Regions from separate parts of the Mus musculus genome. Here regions 2, 3 and 4 are each linked to region 1. Evidence: chromatin loops called from intact Hi-C (ENCODE). Cell type or tissue: gastrocnemius. All regions are shown on one strand. Region 1 overlaps Smim20 (small integral membrane protein 20). Region 2 overlaps Sel1l3 (sel-1 suppressor of lin-12-like 3 (C. elegans)). Region 3 overlaps Sel1l3 (sel-1 suppressor of lin-12-like 3 (C. elegans)). Region 4 overlaps Sel1l3 (sel-1 suppressor of lin-12-like 3 (C. elegans)).

The links. A loop is a pair of places that touch in the nucleus more often than their neighbours do. Peaks named below come from ENCODE experiments on the same cell type or tissue, not always from the same donor. Only the 100,000 strongest peaks of a DNase experiment are listed, where the experiment ranks them.
Region 2: it touches region 1 in a loop (4-fold over the local background); 5 of 42 quality-filtered maps call a loop at or near these places.
Region 3: a loop joins it to region 1, with 2.0 times the contacts of the local background. A loop is called at or near these places in 3 of 42 quality-filtered maps.
Region 4: it touches region 1 in a loop (2.0-fold over the local background); 3 of 42 quality-filtered maps call a loop at or near these places.

The regions. Positions count from the first base shown.
Region 1 is chr5:53,267,168-53,269,667 of GRCm38, reverse strand. Smim20 (small integral membrane protein 20) reads right to left here. Exons shown (of 3, transcript NM_001145433.1): 1 at 2,310-2,500. The coding sequence starts at 2,424. Among named protein-coding and RNA genes, the nearest start is that of Gm40303, 1.3 kb to the right of the region's middle. In gastrocnemius, a CTCF peak has its summit at 1,181; a DNase peak (open chromatin) is centred at 1,392; H3K4me3 peaks cover 2,481 bases; H3K27ac peaks cover 2,500 bases.
Region 2 is chr5:53,210,469-53,212,968 of GRCm38, reverse strand. The region is part of intron 1 of Sel1l3 (sel-1 suppressor of lin-12-like 3 (C. elegans)); the gene reads left to right. Among named protein-coding and RNA genes, the nearest start is that of Sel1l3, 1.7 kb to the left of the region's middle. In gastrocnemius, no CTCF peak of the experiment used is centred here; DNase peaks (open chromatin) are centred at 5, 351 and 1,494; H3K4me3 peaks cover 2,105 bases; H3K27ac peaks cover 2,064 bases.
Region 3 is chr5:53,143,488-53,145,987 of GRCm38, reverse strand. It overlaps Sel1l3 (sel-1 suppressor of lin-12-like 3 (C. elegans)), which reads left to right. Exons shown (of 24, transcript NM_172710.3): 12 at 434-553; 13 at 1,806-1,946. Among named protein-coding and RNA genes, the nearest start is that of Sel1l3, 69 kb to the left of the region's middle. In gastrocnemius, a CTCF peak has its summit at 1,266 (motif pointing left); no DNase peak of the experiment used is centred here.
Region 4 is chr5:53,147,664-53,150,163 of GRCm38, reverse strand. All of the region lies in intron 11 of Sel1l3 (sel-1 suppressor of lin-12-like 3 (C. elegans)), which reads left to right. Among named protein-coding and RNA genes, the nearest start is that of Sel1l3, 65 kb to the left of the region's middle. In gastrocnemius, no CTCF peak of the experiment used is centred here; DNase peaks (open chromatin) are centred at 649, 1,014, 1,429, 1,782 and 1 more place; H3K27ac peaks cover 1,704 bases.

The sequences.
Region 1 (2,500 bases):
CATGGGGGGCATATGGGAAAGATGAAGAGCAGGCAAATAAAGAAAAACAGTGATGTTAGTGACTACAGGTGCAGGGGACGCACGGGCTAAAACACTACCCAAAATGCACAGGGCCAGGACAGAATGAGGTGGCAGGGGACGAGGCCCAGGCCAGCCCAGGGCTGCCCCACATCTAAACTGCACCAGGCACAAGTGACAGCTAAAATGCAGGCTCTGAGTATAAGGAAGGAAAGCGGTTAAATACTATAAATACTGGAAACGGAATGGGCTCCCAGCTCCTGAGCACACACTGAGCTAGCTGGGCATGCTTCCTGCCGGCCTAAGGCACACACCTGCTTGTATCTCACTCCTCACCAAGACCTCCTTTTAAAAGTGTTTTTTTTTGTTTTTTTTTTTTTTTTTGGTACAATTCCTAATATGAGACTATACTTCACTTAATTCACCCTAAACTTACAAATTCAGTTCAGTAAACACCATCACCACAGCGGGGGGAACAGGCAAGGCTCAGAGTGAGGAAATACCTGCCTACATGTTATCCAGCTAACAGCCACCACAAAGGGTTATGACGAGCACTAAATGTCTTAGCAGAGTTGAAGCACTTGGAAGGATGAAAAAAACAAAACAAAACAAAAAAAACCCACCAAAACCAAAACTTCTGATAAAAATTAGCTGTTCAGTATTATTTACTTTTTAAAAAATTTTAGTTATAACCTTTGGTTAAAGTTGGTCGAATTAATTAAAATAAGCTAAAAGGCAAGCAGGTGTAGACAGTCTTAGAGCCTGACCTGCCCGCCTAAAGCAACATGGTCAGCCAAAGACTGGGGAGTATTCCTGGAAGACATGCAGGGTAACCGGCTGACTAAGAGCAGGGTAGCCTTCACAGTGTGATGCTTCTGTGCACTGTGGGAAATTTATCCTGGATCCTATCTAGTACAATGGCTTACTCTCACCTCCCCTTTTCTTCCTTAGCTGTGACAAGCAAAACACCTCCAGATAGCACAGTGGCTGAGAACCACACCCCTGTCTTCTTCAGAACTGGGATTTTTCTAAAGGGAACCTCCAACAGACCAAGTCTCAACTCCAACTCTAGAAGCTGTAATAAAATAGCCTGTGGCAGGGATCCATCCAGGATGGAGACAAATTCTGCAGGACCTTACACAAGCCCACATTCCTTCCACACGTGGCGCATGCAGGAAGGCTTGAAGGCAGGAAGCACAGAGACCATCTTAGTCTGAGCTGATGAAAAGAAGCTGTCAGGGGATTCATGTGTGTACTTTAAAATGCTTTGCCTCCAGAAACCAAGTGTTATGGCGCTGGAGATGGTCAGAACATTTACATGAGGCTTGAAATCGCCAAGCTTCAGCCTCAGCTAATATTCCCCGGGGGCTGGGCTGGCCCTCTTCCATCTTCAAGATGATTCAGGTTTCCTGGAGAACAAAATGATCCTCTAATGCCTCATCTCTCCTCGCTGACAGATGGTTTCAGATGTATCAAAGTGCTAATCCTTGCTGAGGTATAGGTCTCCAGGAAGGAGTGTGGCTTTTAGAATGATAGGACCTGAATGATTAAGGAGGAAAATGACTCCCCGGACACTCGCCATTGTCATGTGAGCAGCCAGCTTAAAAATGAAGGAAACCAGCAGAATCTAAAAAAAAAAAAAACGATTTGAGGAAAAACTCAGAACCCAGGTTAACAGTTTAGCTTTGAAATATTTCCGCTCCAAGACATCTTAGGGATTGGCAATGATGCACCATAAAAACACCTTTCAACTCAGAATGATCAAAGCTCTCCACTATAGCACCATCTCAGCCTGGGTGGATGGAGCGGGGCTCTGCGGACAGACGCCTGGGTTGGAACATTTCCCTCACCACTTACTAGCTGTGTGACCTCCATCTGTAAAATGGGTAGCATCTACCCCAAGGGAAGCCCGTGCAAATTCAACGACTCGGTATATGCTTAACCCAAAACATTAAATCTTCAGTATATCAGTATATACTGTGTGTGAACTAGTGTTAGTGTTGACCTGCTGTGTGTAGGCTGCTTTCATACACATCACCTCTGTGACCCCTAAGATGCTCACAGTTTTGTTGCTGATCCTGCAAAAGATATGTAGAGCCTCAACATTGAAGGTCAGAGGTGGGGCCCCTTGTCCGTGGTCACCGGGCTGCACTGGGCGAGCCTGGAACCCGGGTAGCCTCACTCCCAAGTCCACATCCTTCCTCAGCACTCCTTGAACAGATAGGGTAGGGGCTTAAGGGCTTCGGGGTAGCGCTGGGAGCAGCCACTGCGCGGGGTCAGAGGTCACTCACGGTATTCCTCCAGCCGCATAAGGGGCCGGAAGTAGATGGGATAGAAGGCGGCGCCGACCATGGAGATGAAGCCTCCGAATATGAGCGCGGTGCGCAGGTTCCGGGCCGCTGCCATGGAGAGAAAGGGGGCAGCAGAGCCGGCGAAGGCCCCCGCACGTTTGGAAACTCGATTCCCGGCCTCAAGGTCGCGA
Region 2 (2,500 bases), 57 kb after region 1:
CCCGGGTGCGTGGACCGGACTTGCGGGCTACTCTCGCTGGAGTCATTCCTCTTCCTCATCGCCTTGCTGGAGACCAGGGCTAGGTTCCCCTAGAGTACCCTTCTTGTCCCCAGCGACGTTGGACCCTCCCTACCCTGCATTTGCTTCCCGCCCCTTGGATCGTGGCTCCCCAGCCCTGTCCCCACCTGTCCTAGGCTTTTCATTCACCTTCTTGAAGCTCCTTTGCTCCGTGTGCCCAACTTCTCCTTTTTCCTGCCCCCACCCCCCACCCCGACCCTCCTTTGAGTTTGCATCGGGTTCTTTCCGTCCAGACGGTTCTGTGCCACCGCACATCGCATTTCCAGAGGCTCTTTCTCAACTCCTTGGTCACTCCAGCCAAGTTGCGGGTGCCAGAATGAAATCTACTTCTTTGTACCACGCTTACCGCCAGAGTGGTGACTTTAGTTGCGTCTTGAACGCTGTCGTTTCAGAGCTGCGTTTGGCTTATGCACAGTTTGCAATTTGCACACTTCTTGCCTTCTGTTAGACTTACAAACTAGATGGCAGTCACCTATTTTAAATACCAGAGAAAATGAGACCCTCAGAGTAAGGTGAGGAGCTATTTCCCAGTTCTTTGGCTGACTTGCTCTCTCCCATTTGTTCCTGAGTTCTGAGCAATAGTAAATTTACAGAAGGCTACACCCTTGCTGCCCAGCCTACCTTATGTTCCAGGATCCTGCGGAAAGCTTAGGTTATCTCGCCGAATATTACTGTAAATAAATGAAAAGGAAAATGCTGAATCATGAAACTGATGTAATAGGAAATTCACAGAATGCTTAAAAAACGAGCAATGTCATTGTCCAGAACCCCGTTCATGTGCACTGACGGTGTTTGGATTCTGGTCGTCTTCTAAGCTCACCTGCTAAGGAGGTGCTGACAGGGCTTGAAATTTAGGTTTGAAGAAACTTGTCACCTATGCAAGTTTGCTGTTGTTTTCAACACTCTTTACTTCTTGACTCTTTCATTTCTTGAAGCAAGGCAGTGTAAAAATGCAAATATTAATTGTGCCCCTCTCTCTACCTGTTGAACAATCCTTTCTTATATACTTGTTCCTTAGGATTAACTAATACCGTGTGTGTGTGTGTGTGTGTGTGTGTGTGTGTGTGTGTGTGTGTGTGTGGTTGGGTTTACTTTATATTTTCATAAGAAGATGCCAGGTAACGTAATGGGTATGATTTTTTTTTTTTTTGCCCAAGGGATGTTATTATTTAATATTTATGCCACGGGGTTACAGTACACAGACTCATAAATAAAGCTGCCATGTCAGATGACGGGGGGTTTTGTTTAAACAGATGATCCTGCATACAGAGCACTGCTGGTTAGTGCACAGCCAGAATTTATGGAGTTGAGCAGTCCATGAAATAGTTCCATTAAGATGATCTGGAAAGTTCCACGTGAGACTCTCAAGGCCTGGTTGGGGGAGGGGCACTTCTTGACAGCCGACAAAATCAGAGTAACAAGTGTAAAGACGTAAAGGCTGACGTGGCAGAGACAGAAGCTCCATGCTCTCCAATGGGGGTTTATAGGGACAGAGCCAAGAGGAGAAAGGATCCAAGTTTCAACAGGAGCGACTGAGGAAAGTGAGGTGCTGGACCCGTGATGTGGAGAGAACAACATGGACAGACATCTAGGTAGCTGGGTGAGGGGTGGATATAAGAAGATCACAGAGGCACCTATCAGGGTCCCTGCTTGAGTGCTTCCTTCTGGGGTGGGGGAAGAAGCAGCGTCTGATAGCAGGATATCAGACACTTGAATGAGCAAGAGAGCCGCGCATCACTGACTGAGAGAGGTTTGCCCATCTAAGCTAAAGCTGGATTCCAGAGGCGGCCTCCACAGTTTGTTCTGAATGGCCAGCCGTGTGCTCCTCTGGTACACTATACCTGAGATACTTGTGGAGGGTGGGGCTTCTAGGCTTGGGGTGTGAACTGGGGAAAATGTAAAATGTAAAAGTCTATCTCTCTCTCTCTCTCTCTCTCTCTCTCTCTCTCTCTCACACACACACACACACACACTGAATGAGAGAGAGAGGGAGGGAGAGAGAATGTGTGTGTGTGTGTGTGTATGTGTGTGTGTGTTGTGTGAGTGACTGTGTATGTGTGAGACCGGGAAACAATGAAGATGTGATGTGTTACTGTGTGGGTTCTCCTTGATCAAGGAATGCCTCCTGGCGGAACTGACTGGCTGGGAGGGAGATAGAGGCAGGCAGGTGGAGCAGAACGTCTAGACAGAAGCTCATGGTGAAAGCCATTTCAGAACTTGAAAGCCATAAGAACAGCTTCCATTGTGCTAAGTCACATGTGGCCACTGCCCAACATTAATCTTAGTAATACCCCATGTGTGATAGCAGCTGTTATGATCTCCACTCAGAGGAGAGAGTAGTCTCAGAGAGGTTAAGCAAGCTGCTGCAGGCCACACAGACAGCCTGAGAGCTCGAGTGTGTTCTGGAGTTCGCTTCTGATAG
Region 3 (2,500 bases), 120 kb after region 1:
TGAGCCTGTGAAATAAACGTGTTTGTCTATGTCAGATAATGATGCTTCAGTAAAGATTAAGGTCATAGAAAATATCAATTTACTCTTTTTCGGCGCTGTCGGAAGGAGAGCTGGTTCTGAGAATCACGACACCAGGCAGACTTTTGAACAAGCTTGAATAATGAAGTGGGAGTGGGAAAAAAAAATCCCGACTTCCCCAAACAAATACTTTGATAGGAGCAAACGTCAATGCTGATATGCAGGACATGGTCCATCTGTTTAAAGATAATTCATTCCCGTGACGGTGTAGTCACGCCTAAGATTTAAGTTATTCATCTGGGTTTTGTTTGAACAATTGCTGGCTTGAAGATATTATGTCCGTGGATGCTCTTGGCATTTGGGTGTTTACCTCCTCTTTCCCTCCCCTCCCCTTTCCCTTCTCTTTCTTTTTTAGGCATATGTTGAAACTATTAGGCTCAAAGATGATGAAATACTCAAAGTCCAAACCAAAGAAGATGGCGATGTCTTTATGTGGCTGAAGCACGAAGCCACCCGTGGCAACGCAGCAGCACAGGTGCGGGCAAGCCCGTCTTGGAGCATTTGTCAGTCATTTCAGATGAGGTTACAAAGTAACAAAGCCTCCCCATCCTCTGCGGCTTAAAGCGATGCTGCTGTATCTTCTGCTTGCGCTCACGTCTCCTGGAGTCCTTGCCTCTTTAGAGCCAGGTGGCTGGGGCTTCTGCATGTACTTTAATTCTTTATTCTCAACCTAAGCCGTGTTATATGCGATAACTAGCATATATTAATTGTTATGTGATATGGGTTTCATTATGATATTTTCATACACATGCATAATGTATTCCAATTTCAGTTACTCCTCCCACTATTCCCTCTTCTCTTCCCAGCAAGTTCCCTTCTACTTCCCTGAGAGAAGAAAGGAGAGGGAGAGAGAAAGGGAGGGGAGGAGGGAGAAGGAGAAAACCCAGCAAGTTCTGCTAGGGTTGTTTACAGGAGCAAGCTCACCGCTGGAGACAGCATCTTCCTAACCCTCATTGGCTCTTAACCTCTCCCCCTTCCATGGCAGATCTCTTAATAGATGTCGCATGCAGGTAATCACACCTGCTGTGGATTCCAGAGTGGCAGGTGTAGTGAGAGGACTGGAGCAACAGCTCAGCCCTTCAGAGCATTTCCTGCTCTCGTAGAGAACCCAGGCTCAGTTCCTAGCACCCACACGGGAGGCTCACAACTGCCTGTAACTCCAACTCCAGAGGACCTGGTGCCCTCTTCTGGTCACCAGGGGCTCCTGCATGTATGTGGTGCACCCCAAACTTTCTTGGGTATACACATATACCCATAAAATGGTAAATAACCCCTTTTTAAAAGCAGACAGGGGTCTGGTGATATGGCTCAGTTGGATAAGGTTACTTGCCACCAAGCTTGATGGCCAGCTTATCTGAACTTGATCTCTGGGACCCACTGGTAGAAGAGAGAACTAACTCCCAGAAGTTGTTTCAGATCTATGTTAGTGTGTGTGTGTGTGTGTGTGTGTGTGTGTGCACACTCCCCCTCCCGCCCCCTGGCCCCCATACACACATAGGAGTGTAACAGTCATGCTATGCCTGGAAGGCAGCATCCTACACCTCTCCCCACTGCATCCTCTGGCCCTGGTGTTCTTTCTGCCCCCACTTCTAAGACATTCCCTGAGCCTGTGCAGGGTTGATACAGATATCCCATTTGTGGCTGGTCACTCAGCCCCTTCTCCCATTCCCTCAAGTGCAAAACATTACCCAGGAAACTCACTGTTCTGAGTTGCTATTGTCTTTAAGCAACGATTGGCTCAGATGCTCTTCTGGGGACAGCAAGGGGTGGCCAAGAACCCTGAGGCCGCTATCGAGTGGTACGCGAAGGGGGCCCTGGAGACGGAGGATCCGGCGCTGATATATGACTACGCCATTGTGCTATTCAAGGTAAGAATCACTTAATTTGAACTAAAATTGTTCGATTCTCATAATAGACATCCTGAGACATTTCCTGTGGGCGTGCAGGCAAACAGAAAGTCTTAGAACAAGCGGCTGTCACCTGTGATGGAGAGGGACCCGCTGGAAGGGACGAGTCAGAGGCACTTCCCTGGGCACATTTTTAATTGACAATCTTACAGTTGACATGTGGCTTCTCTCTACTTCTGTGACATTCTGAAGGTGACACCCATATTTCATGGTTTGGTACGTGGCCACCAGCCCCACGGTGCCGCACGTTTGTCACTGGTTCAACAGAGCGTGTTTGGGCCAGATCTCAACATTCCCAAAGATGGAGAATAAAGAACCAGGTTGAAAAAAGCTTTGGAGGAAGGTCAGGGGAGAGTCTAGGAGACATAGGATGGTTATTAGAGTCCCACCTTTACACCCATGTGGATAGCTCTGAAGAACCTTATGTATTCTGGGGTGGTGTTCATGATCACAGACTGAATGAAACAAGACGGCCAGCGGGCTTTGAGAACTGTAACATGAGTGTGCCTTTCACA
Region 4 (2,500 bases), 120 kb after region 1:
TCTTTATTTAGGTAGACACATAATTGGATGTATTTATTGGGCATGGTGCAATAGTTCAACACATACAATGTAATGGTGACAGCGGGGAAATTGGCATAGCATCATCAAAAACCTATCATTGCTGTGCATTGATATTGTTTTAAATCCTCTCTACTACTTCTTTTTAAATATTGACAGCCATTGTTCCTCTACCGTGTGACAGACCCTTAGGTCCTCATTCCTTCAATGGCAAGTGAACAGTGGGGGTGGGGGCTGCTTTCAACTCTTTTACCTGTTTGTGGGGCCCTTTTCCTGGTCCAGCCTTCGTGTGATGGTATGTGCCCGGAATTATTGTTATGCTTGTTATGCCATAATTGGTTGATGCCCCCAGGAACCCTGCTCTTTTCTGAGAGGAAGGGAGAAGATATGAGGGGAGGGGAGGGGTTAGGGGGAGACGGAGGGGAAGTGTGGTCGGGATGGAATGTATGAGACAAGCATGTAAACCATTTCTTACTGGCACTTTCTCCCACTACCCATCCTAACTCTTGGCTACCCAGCCTTGGCCACAGCACACTTCTCACAGTCCTGGCCATGTCCAGTCTCCTTGCCTGGCTTTCTCTCTCCTCCCCTACAACTTCCTTTGGAACTGTTTTTACTGTACCATATGCTCAGCCGCAGCATCCTCTGTGGCCTTGCTGGAGCTCCCACATGGCACCCAGTCACATCTCTGTCATGGCTCAGCCATGCCTGTAGAGTATGGTTAGGGTTTAGAGTCCTTCAAAAGACAACATCCAGAGCGAGGACCTTGGCAGCCCACAGCTACGGGCATCTATGGAATCTTGCTTCCCTTCTCTCTACCGGTGCAGTCAATACGTTTCCTTCCCACCCTCACCTTAAAACAAAAATGTCAGATATCCCCTAAGAACCACCCCCTTTCACACATGGAGCCAGCAGTACAACTGGCTAGAACTGGCACTGGTTAGCAGGTGTAAGCGTTGGCTAGGACACTGGCCCTGCCTCTTGCCAGCTACTCCTTGGCTCTCTGGGGCTGGCTGGGCAGCGGACCACAGAAGGCTGCATTTCCAGAGAATGTGGAGCTGCTGAGGCTGTCCAGCTGTCCCATCCTGAGGTCTGTCTTTCCCTTTCTGTCCTGTCCCCTCTTGTTCTGTTCTCTCTTCCTCTCTCTTCCCCACTCCCCATCACCACCTTCCTTTCCTTTTTCCTTCCATCTCTTCTGCTCTTTCTATCCGTGCCTCATTCTCTCTTCTCCCTCCCCTCCCCCTCGTCCTCTCCCACCCCCACCCCCACTCCCACCCCCACCCCCGTTCTTGGCCCTCCCCTCTCTGGCCTTTCCTGAAACTAGAGACAAGAGCCTTTTACCAGGAAGAGCATCCTTGGCAGCCTGCAGACTGGGCAGAGGGAAGGAGGCGAAGCTTCCCCTGGACAATGTGGCGCCTTTCTCTGATGCTTGGTCCAGAGATCTGAGGCTGGCAGTTTCCAGACACTGGTCCTCCTGGGACTTGACACCAGGCTTTAACCCGGTGATATAAGACATGAACTTTAGGGCTGCTCATTCTGCTGACACTAATTTATGAAGAAAGCAGCTACAGAGTGTTCCAGAAACCTTGGCATTTCTCAGAACAGTCCTATATGGCATCCCTGGCTCTGCATACCTGCCCCACCCCCACCCCCACCCCCACCCCCACCCCCACCCCCACTGTGCGTGTCTGCTTCTCTGGATCCCACCCCTCCCCTGGCCTCAGCATGCTATTTGAATGCATGACCAACGTTGAGCTGCCCCTCTTAAGGTCATTCTGACTGTAGGTGTTTTGGCAGGCCATCTCCTTTCGCAGAAGACACCTGATGTGGTTCAAGCTGCCACTTTAGGTGCCCCAGAATCTGGAGAGGCAACCCTTTCCCTGCCTGGGTGCAGCACACAGTGTGGCTGGTCAGATTTGACTGGCTCACTCCCAGTCTGTCCACAGTTAGGGGTGATGCCTTGGGCAGCTCTTGCCTCCATTTCTCTCTCTCCTACGTGGGCACCATGACTGTCTGTCTCTCACACAGTTGTTATAGCACAGAACAGTCCAGCCATGTGCTGAACGGAGCTCAGCACAGGATATGAGCTCTCAGAAAACTCTGGTCTTTATACATCCTCTCCAAATTGTATTCCTTCTTTTTTCCTTTTCATGTAGCCCAGGCTAGCATGAAACTCACTATGTAGGATGACCTTGAACTTTAGATCTATAATCTCACCAGTGGTGGGATTATAGATACGCATAAACTGTATATAGTTTATGGATATGCGTAGATTACTTATAGGTCTGTAAACCTGTAAGGTCAGTATATTATTTCCATCTTCTTGAAGAGGTAGCTCAGAGGAGCTAGTCAGCTACAGCCACCCAGCACATGATTTCAGCCTAGATCTTTCTCTTTGTACGGCACAGAATAATGGGTCACATCTTGAGTGTTCTGGAGGTGGGAGGTACTATACTAAGCCACTTTTTCTGGTTGCAGAAAA